Linked DNA regions of Homo sapiens: all the other regions are linked to region 3. The links are chromatin contacts, found by Hi-C in ENCODE. All regions are on one chromosome and are shown on one strand. Each heading gives the region's core, a stretch centred on a gene start or an enhancer-like site at or near the end of the contact. The rest is flanking DNA. Distances are from core to core; before and after follow the strand shown. Region 1 has its middle 160 kb from the start of HLX-AS1. Region 2 overlaps LOC101929750 (a long non-coding RNA gene). Region 3 holds the start of DUSP10 (dual specificity phosphatase 10).

Region 1 (2,738 bases), core at 228-2,727, 710 kb after region 3:
CAATATCCCATTACTGGGTATTTACCGAAAGGATATAAATTGGTCTATCATAAAGACATATGCATGTGTATATTCATTGCATCATTATCACAATAGCAAAGACGTGGAATCAACCTAAATGTCCATCAATGGAAGACTGGATAAAAAAATGTGGTACATATACACCATGGAATACTATGCAGTTATAAAAAAGGAGATCATGTTCTTTGCAGGAATGATAGAGCTAGAGACCATTATCCTTGTCATACTACTGCAGGAACAGAAAATCAAATACCACATATCCTTACTTATAAGTGGGAGCTAAATGATAAGAACACATGGACACAAAGAAGGGAACAACAGACACTGAGGCCTACCAGAGGGTGGAGGGTACGGGGAGGGAGAGGAGCAGGAAAAGGTAACTAATGGGTAGTAGGCTTAGCACTTGGGTGATGAAATAATCTGTATATCAAACCCCCATGACACAAGTTTACCTATATAATAAACCTGCACATGTACCCCTAAACCTAAAATAAAAGTTTTTTTAAAATAAAAATAAAAGAGCAGTTGGGAACTTGGTAATAGAATCACAAAGTCTTGGATTTGAATCCCAGTATGGTATACGTACTCCGCAAACTTAAATTTCCTCATCTGTACAATGGATAACAATCACACCTACATCAAAGGGATTGAGGAAAACTAACCCGTGTAAAGCAGTGCCAAGCACATAGTAAGCACTCCATGAATGCTGCTGAGATGTGGTGTTACTACCATATTTCATTAGTAAGGTCATAAGACTTGAAGAAGTTAAATGCACTCACTGAAAGTCATACAGATATAAGTAAAAAATCTGAAACTGGAGCCCCATATTCTAATGTCATGCGTAATACTCTTTTTTGCAATGATTTCCTAGTTCACTGTTTAAAATCAAAACTTTTATAATACCATTAGTGCATTTTAATTGTATTTAATATAACCCAAAATAAAGCAAACATCCCTGGTGCCAAAAACCCAAATGATATGTAACACTGATCTTTCATTTCACTGACAATTTCTGGACAGATTCAAAAGGAAAGATGACAATCATGTAGGTAAAAACACTGGGAAAACCACACAGGATTTTAGTCCTCTGGCCTCCTCCCTCCCCTCAAGTACTGTTTGGGGCCAACGCATGACCAATGTCACTTCCTGTCACTGAGTCATCATCATAGATTAGCATCACTAAACGTAACTGTTCCAGGAGGAGCTCAGGAAAGAAAATTCTCTCAGCTTCACTTTGAAATTGGCTCCATCTCATAATAAATACTTTCCAAACTCATCGAGAGAGGTTATAGAAGAGTTAATGTCCCCAAAGAGCTTCATTTATTTTACAGATTTATGAAATAGATCTTCTTGCCAAGGCCTCGTGTACCTTTCTTTTTTTACTAAAGGTGACACAGAGTTTCTCCGAAAATAAAACTGACTCTTCCAGATGCTTAAATCGAGGGTCATGAGTCATCCTGGCTGCCCAGTGTCACTGAAGACATAGCTCTAGGAACCTATGCAACTTCTTAACATAAAAGCTTTGACAGCATTTTGGCACCCTCCCTTAATATACCTGCCCAAAAAGCTGAGGATTTGGTTTTTACCATTTTCACAATAGCTTCAGGTCAGTTAGGCTTGGGTCCATCATTCCTGACCAATAGTTTTTACAACTAACTTTTGAGTTTGCCAAAGGCTTGTCACTAAACAAACCCTGAGCTCTCATCATGGGCTGAGCACTGGACTAGGCACGCAGAACAGCTGAATCAACATGTTTTTGAAATTCACCATCCAGAAAGGGAGAGAGATGTAATTTTAAGCTGCATTCTATTATTTACCAAAAGTGTGAGCAGAGCACTGAGGGAGTAGAGACAGGAGAAACTACTTTGTCATGGGCATTACCAGAGGCTTTCCTGAGGAGGCAGCCTTTGGGCTGGGTGGTTTAGAAAGACAGCTAGCTAGGCATAGAGGCATAGGACATTCATGACAGATGAAACCACGTGTGCAGGGCATGGAGGAGTGAAAGAGCACAAGGTAGAGGGTCTTTTGAAGGGTGGAGACAGCATTCTAATGCGGAGGGACATGGTGGGAAGGTGATAAGAGATGAAGCACATTTAAAATTTGTTAAAATGTGGTCCTTTTGGTAATAGTAACACCATGACTGATAAGTTGTTTAGCAGCTTATTGATAACTTGTGTCTGTAGCCCTGCCCATCTTCCACAGCTAATCACCACAAGGACACATCCACTGGGTTTCTCCTCCACTGGAATAGTGCTCTCACACACATGCACACACACACACACGCACACACACACATGCACACACACACACATGCACACACACACCATATACCATCTTCAAGCTCACCTCCCCTCAGGGCTGCAGCACCTCTCCACCAAACTGGAATCTGGGACACCAGTGTCTTTCCAACTGCTAACTCCAATGTTAATTTCTCAGTCTTGGTCTCTGCACCATCCACTCTCTTGTCTTCTCTGAAATTTCTTACCATCTTGACTTCTGGGTACTACTGCTGTCTTCTGGCTATGGTCCAGCATCCCTGGCTGCCCCTCTAGACTCTCCTTATTCACTCTAATTGTCTTTCTTTTCACCTTCTGGATCTCCTTTCTAGATGCTCCTGAGTGCCAGCTCTCATCCCCAACCCTCTGAGTGGAGTCATGACCCAAATACACATCTGTAACTGAGCTCCTCCTCCTCCCAAATCTGTCTCCCATCATTTC
Region 2 (2,922 bases), core at 254-2,753, 670 kb after region 3:
TTATTAACCCTGTGTGCATGCTCATGACATGTTCATTTTTAGAGTAAGCCAACCTTTGGTGCATCTAATGAGTCAACCTTCCCTTGGAGCTTCCTATGCATGAACCTGAAGAACTACCATCAGGGGCAACCAACTCATGATTGTATTCCCAATGCCATTTGCAGTCATTCCCAGATTTTTAAGGAAATGTCTCACTATGCTGTCTTACCATAGGCAATATAGATAGCCTTGGCTCTCCTCTCTTTAGATTCGTACTCAGAGAACTATCTGCTAGTGAAAAGGAAAAGAGTGCAATCTACCAGGCAAAATAGAAAGTTAAGGTATGGAAGGTGCTCACTTTCCAAACAGCTGCTACAGTGCTATTATTAATACTGCCATGGTTATTTTCACGTAGGATATCTAGCACAGAAGGAAAATCAATCTCCAGCCAGGTCTGGGAGGACTCAGAACAGAGCTTCAAGGAGAGCATAACAAATGCCCCAAACTCCTTCTGCTTACTTCACTTAAAGTCTTATTAGTATCATCATTTCCAACTGGGCAACAACCACATCTGCCTCCCTTCTGCTTTCTCAGCCATCGCCAGTGGCAAGTTGGTGGTTGGATATTTTAGGTGGGTTCTATATGGTGGTTTTCAAAATTTTGTAACCCAAAACTTAGCTCTCCCTTCTGCATGGAACTATTGTGATTTAAAATTAGTAGTCAAGGTAGTTCCTCAATTAAGGAGTATTTGGAACAGGGAAAGTCTGCCTGAATAATGTCTGATTCTATACTTTCACGTGAATGTACTCCAACATGTACATCCATAGGTAATTCTGTATTATGGGGGTTATTAAAAAATATAAAGTTTGAAGATATCTTCGAGTCATTTTACCTGCTAGAACAATACTTGTCTAGTATCAGTTAACTGGTCACAAAGGAGAGGTCTTGTCTTACTCTCAACAGTCTCTGATGGTGTCATTTGAACACTGACACATGCAGATATTTTCTCTCTTTCTTTCTCATATGTGGTCTTGTTGAAACTCCACAATAACTGCGTTTGGAATCTACAGTCATATAAATTTAGATCATCATGGGAGATAATTATACTGTGGAAATGATACGATATTTACATGTCGAAAAGGAGTCATAATTCTTCGAAATAGATGCCTGCTAGCTTTCTTAAGAACTCATTTCACAAATTCAAGTTGAAACAAATGAATACATGTTCCTCTTTTTGCTTCCTCTTTTGAGCAATTTTATGATTGAAAAAAAAAGACACATTACCACAATGGAAAATACCTCATTTTTCCATTAAAATGTGCTCTTTTTAAACAGCTATCCCCCCACCCACTTCCCTGTTTATTGGGTTAAAAGGAGCCATTTCTAGGAGACCAAGCCAAAGTCTCAGCAAGGAGGTGGAAAGCTAGGTGCTTGGAAGGCTAGTCTGTTACCTACCCTACACTACAATGACTGTGGCAGCATCAACAACAGCACCAAACCAGCCAGCTGGAAAGTGAGAACAAATCATTCTAGTGACTGACAGTTTGGTCCCCTCTGTGTCCCAGGAGAGGCCAGGCTGATTTTCACCCACAGCGGGAGGCACTGGTTCAATCAGGTCTTCTTGCAGCTAGTGGATCCAGAATCAGAATGTTCTTATACAAATACCACTTTGTGTCCTGAAAAAGAGAGATTCCACATGGACCCAAACTACAGGTGTTTGTACAAGAACATTCTGTGGAATCTCTCTTTTTGAGGATGCAAAGTGCTATTTGTATAAAATGGCTTCATTTCACCAGCAATTTTGATTTCATTTTTCAGCCTAATTTGGGTAAAAAAAATGAAACCAAAATTGCTAATGAAATAAAAACCAATGTTTCATGGGTTGAATTTTTAACTTTTTGTATTAGCCCAACAGCGTCCATCTCTTCTAGTTAAATATCGACTTCTCTCCAGGTAGATATTCTAAAGACAAATGGAAAATTCAAACAAGTATGCTGACCTATAAAATGATGTCGACAAATAGTTTAAAGGGTTGACCAAATACTTTGCTCCTTAACTTGATTCTCTCCTTTTTAGTTAGACAGTTACAGTGTCATCAGAGAGAAAATAAGGAAACTAAAGATTGTTCAGGATTTGGCTCCTCACACTAATTTTATTCTCATGAGTTAAGATTTCCTTGATTCAAAATAGGGCTCTTCCCCTTTTGTTCATCTTTCCACAAGGTTCACACTCTCCTAAGGCCTGGGATTTCTCCTTAGACAGCTTCATCCCTACAATTATCTCAGGATCTGTGCAGATTCTCCACACATGGTGTTATTCATAGCATGCAGATGGGGTATTCCTATTCCTAATAATTTAGGTTAGAAAAGTACATTATGGATAAAATACAGCAATCTCTTAATGATCTCTTCTACATGGATAGCAAGCAGAAGTGCTCATGAATTCTAGGTAATTTAAGTTTATACATATCAGAAAATATTACCAAAAGCTTCCAACCATTTCTCTCTTCTCTCTCTCTCTACATACATTCTCATTCTCTCTCTCTCTCCCTCCCTCAAAAAGTATCTCTGCAGCATTTCACACAAGAAATTAATTAAATCCCATTGATTCTTTCTGGGAAATATGCTACTGAGCAGGAACATCCACTTAAGATGAAAAATACTAAAGGTGAGGAAGAGAAGCAAAAGTTTAGGATAATCTTCATGCTGGATTATAACTTAAATCCTGAATAACCTGGATTTGGCTGAACTTCACTCTTTTTTATGTTGTTTTCTTTTTTCAAATAAACTTCAAGGCATGAGATCGTGGTACTAAAATAGAAATACAGTGGAATCATGTTATTGCAAAAATTTGGCAAAGCTACTGGTGAAATCATGTCCCCTGAAACATAACAATGACATACAGTAAAAGCACAATTCATTTCAATGTGCCCATAAAGAGAGT
Region 3 (2,882 bases), core at 215-2,714:
TTTCCTGCAGTTTCCCTAATGAGAATATTTTCCGGACTAGGCAAGGGGCGGCTTGCCCCGCCCCCTACTCTTCTCCCTGATCAGGAGCTGCGGCCAGCTACCTGGCGCCGGCCAAAGTCAGGGGAGCGGGGAGAGGCGGCGTCACCTCCTCCACGCTCCTCCGGCCCCATTCAATCTAGCTATTTGCACTCGGCTCTGGCTCTTTTCCGCCAGCTGCGGCTGTTCCAGAAGCGCCGGGCTGCCGGTCCTGGCCTCGGCAGGGGCCGTGCGGGACCGAGGGGTGGCGGCCGAGGCATGTGGGGCGGGTGGGTTGCGCGCTGCTGGCACGGCGCGGGGACCCAGCGCGCCAGGCGGGAAAGGGGGGCGGCGGCGGGCGGGGACCCAGACCCGGAGGGGCAGCGGGCGCGTAGCGGGCCCCAGGACGCCCGGCCAGGGGATTGGCCTCTGCACCGCTGCTCAGGGCGCGTCCCTTGCCGCCTCTGGCGTCGACTCAAGCCTCCTCCTCCGAGCAGCCCTCAGTGGCGCCGCCTTAGTGCTCTGGGTCGAGCCCCGGGAGGGTTAGCCTGGGGACGGCAGGGGCGTGACCGTGGCGCGGAAGTAGGTGAGCAGCAGGGCGGCGCGCGGCGGTCAGGCCGGGACAGCCAGAGGGGCAGCGACATCTGCGGGCGGGCGGGCGGGAGGCGGACGCTTCCCGGGCGGAGCAGGGCCCTCCGGAGGACGCAGGCCGCGTCGAGGCTGAAGGGCCTCCCTGTCCGGGACGGTCAGCTGCCAAGTTCGGGCCCTTAGCGCGTGGCCCCGGGCCGCGGCTCGGAGCGGAAGCGTCGCCCCTGGCTGCGCGCTCATGCTGGTCCTAGCGCAGAAGACCCGGCGAGGTCCGCGAATTTTGGCTTAGCGTTTGTCAAGTCACCTCGAGCGACTCGGAGAGAACCCGGCTTTCCCACTAGGGACGGTGATCGCAGTCTCTTTCCTTTAGAAAGTTACTCCGATACTTTTGATCATCTGTCCATAGTAAGGAGGAAAAATAGCGTGGTTTGTCCCCGGGTGAGGGAGTGTTGGAGGATCCCGTCCAGTGGGAAGAGCCAGTTTTAGCGGAGCAGCGCGTCCAGCCCGCTGACACTTCAGCCTGGTAAAGGGTTAACTGCATCCTGCCGGTTCGGTTTACATGTAAATAGAGAGCAGCTGCTCCGCGCGGCCCCGGCTGGCTCTTTTAAGTTTTTGATTGGTTGCCAATGACATCACCGCCCGTGTTTTAACACCGAGGACCCAGAGCAGCTTCGGATAAACCCTCCTTAAAGAGATGAGGCCACGCCTTCTTACCCGCCCCCTAGGCTGCCCATTGGTCGCGGGGCTCTGTGAGGTAGCGGTCGGCTTTCTCCGGATTCTTATTGGCCCAACCCGCCGTCGGTCGGCGGCGAGTCCGCCCCCTCAGAACCTTACATTTACAGTGTAGCAAAAGAGAAAGTAACTATGTTGCTGCTGGAGATCAATGAAGCCGAGTGAATGGGGGCTGAATGTGCGAGTCCATAGCTGAAGAGGAGCGCCAGATGGTGGAGGAATACACTTATTTATGAAGTAAGTGGAAGTCACCGCGACTACTCCTGAGAGCCCGGGACTGGAGGTGGAGGATTGTAAGGCGGTGCTTGTGTGAGTGTGAGTGTGTGTGTTTGTGTGTGTGTATCTGTGTGTGTGTGAGAGAGAGACAGAGACAGAAAGATAGAGATGCGATGCTGACGGAGGAGCTACAGCAGGTAGGGTTATAAGGTTCCGGCCGTTGGCTCCTGCTACCCTGTGCGTTTACTCCCTGCAGTCTACTTGGATTTGGGGCGAAGAAAAAATGAGGTTTGTTGGGATGCTTTGCGGCAGTTTTAAATGCTCGGGGCTCATTAGTGCGCTGTGTGCCGAGGAGTGAAGCGGGGGGCGGGGGGATGTTAAGTGCTCCAGGAATGGGGAAGAAGCATTCTCTAACCACTTAATTTTCTCTCCAGCTCTTGCCTAGTGGTGGAAGGGAGAGGGGATAGCTCAGTATTTCTCTGGGAGATTTTCTGGGCCAGACTGGATGGTTTCACGGGCAGTATGTACGCCCGACCCTCTGCTGCAGGGATGCAGGTCTCTCTATACACTCCGTGTGTGTGTGTGTGAGCCTTGAACTCTGTGTGGAGGTGGGGGTCCCAGCGCGTGTCTCTGTGAACACGCTTATGCGTCCCTCTCAGAAGAAATGGTATGTTGATCCTGGACGTGTCCTACCAGGTAACACAATAGCAAAGACTTTCACCGCTTGGTCCAACCGGGAAACAGTTATAGCTTCTGGAATAGAACTCGCTCTTCAGAAAAAATACTACGCAAGGGAAGGGGGGTTGACTCCTTCGCTCCCATCCAAAGGTGGGTGAGAGAAACCCGAGTCGTTGGAGATCTGCCGACGTGATGGGTGCGTGCCCCGTGTGCGCGCGTGAGTGTGGATTCCGCCTGTGACACTTTGGTTCTGTGTCAGAGAATGGTGACGGTCGTGTGTAGACGGATGAGAATGGTGACGGTCGTGTGTAGACGGATGATAGATGGCATTTTTCCTGATAGCTCTTAAAGTTCGTTTAGGTGAGCGTCTCTTGGCGTGGGGTTTGGCGTCTTTGCTATGTGCATGTCTAATAGAAGAAGAAGAGTTAGCAAGCCTGAGTTGTAGAGTGCCCCTGTGCCTACAGGAGGAAGGAGCTGTCTTTTTGCAGACACTCTGAAATCAGAGATAGATCCGGTGGGCAACAATTCACTGTCCCTTTCAACGAGTACAGGCTAATTGGGAGGTCCTCTTTACGGAATCAGTACTCTTGAAGGGGGGATATCTGTATGGGATTGAAACCTTATACAACGTGGCTGCCTCCCATTGAGAGAAG

What was found. A loop is a pair of places that touch in the nucleus more often than their neighbours do. Pooled maps may share reads with other maps.
Region 1: a map of endothelial cell of umbilical vein shows a loop between it and region 3 (2.4-fold over the local background). The contact joins the enhancer-like site here to the promoter of DUSP10 in region 3. A Hi-C loop is called at or near these places in 2 of 168 maps with a recorded cell type or tissue (endothelial cell of umbilical vein and sigmoid colon), 3 of 37 single-sample maps with no recorded cell type and 2 of 50 pooled maps.
Region 2: a pooled map shows a loop between it and region 3 (20-fold over the local background). The contact joins the enhancer-like site here to the promoter of DUSP10 in region 3. A Hi-C loop is called at or near these places in 2 of 37 single-sample maps with no recorded cell type and 6 of 50 pooled maps.

The regions. Positions count from the first base shown.
Region 1 is chr1:221,034,495-221,037,232 of GRCh38, reverse strand. No RefSeq gene overlaps it. Among named protein-coding and RNA genes, the nearest start is that of HLX-AS1, 160 kb to the right of the region's middle. Within about 2 kb of position 1,477, at least 5 of the 41 ENCODE cell types and tissues checked have a DNase peak (open chromatin) inside an H3K27ac peak, as active enhancers do; they include endothelial cell of umbilical vein, where a contact is called at or near this core.
Region 2 is chr1:221,067,857-221,070,778 of GRCh38, reverse strand. All of the region lies in intron 3 of LOC101929750 (a long non-coding RNA gene), which reads right to left. Among named protein-coding and RNA genes, the nearest start is that of HLX-AS1, 190 kb to the right of the region's middle. RefSeq lists a silencer at 1,586-1,635. Within about 2 kb of position 1,503, at least 4 of the 41 ENCODE cell types and tissues checked have a DNase peak (open chromatin) inside an H3K27ac peak, as active enhancers do.
Region 3 is chr1:221,740,671-221,743,552 of GRCh38, reverse strand. DUSP10 (dual specificity phosphatase 10) reads left to right here and starts at 1,464. Exons shown (of 4, transcript NM_007207.6): 1 at 1,464-1,572. RefSeq lists silencers at 228-707, 2,428-2,477 and enhancers at 481-1,118, 928-1,127, 1,458-1,647, 1,119-1,756, 1,757-2,394 and 1 more.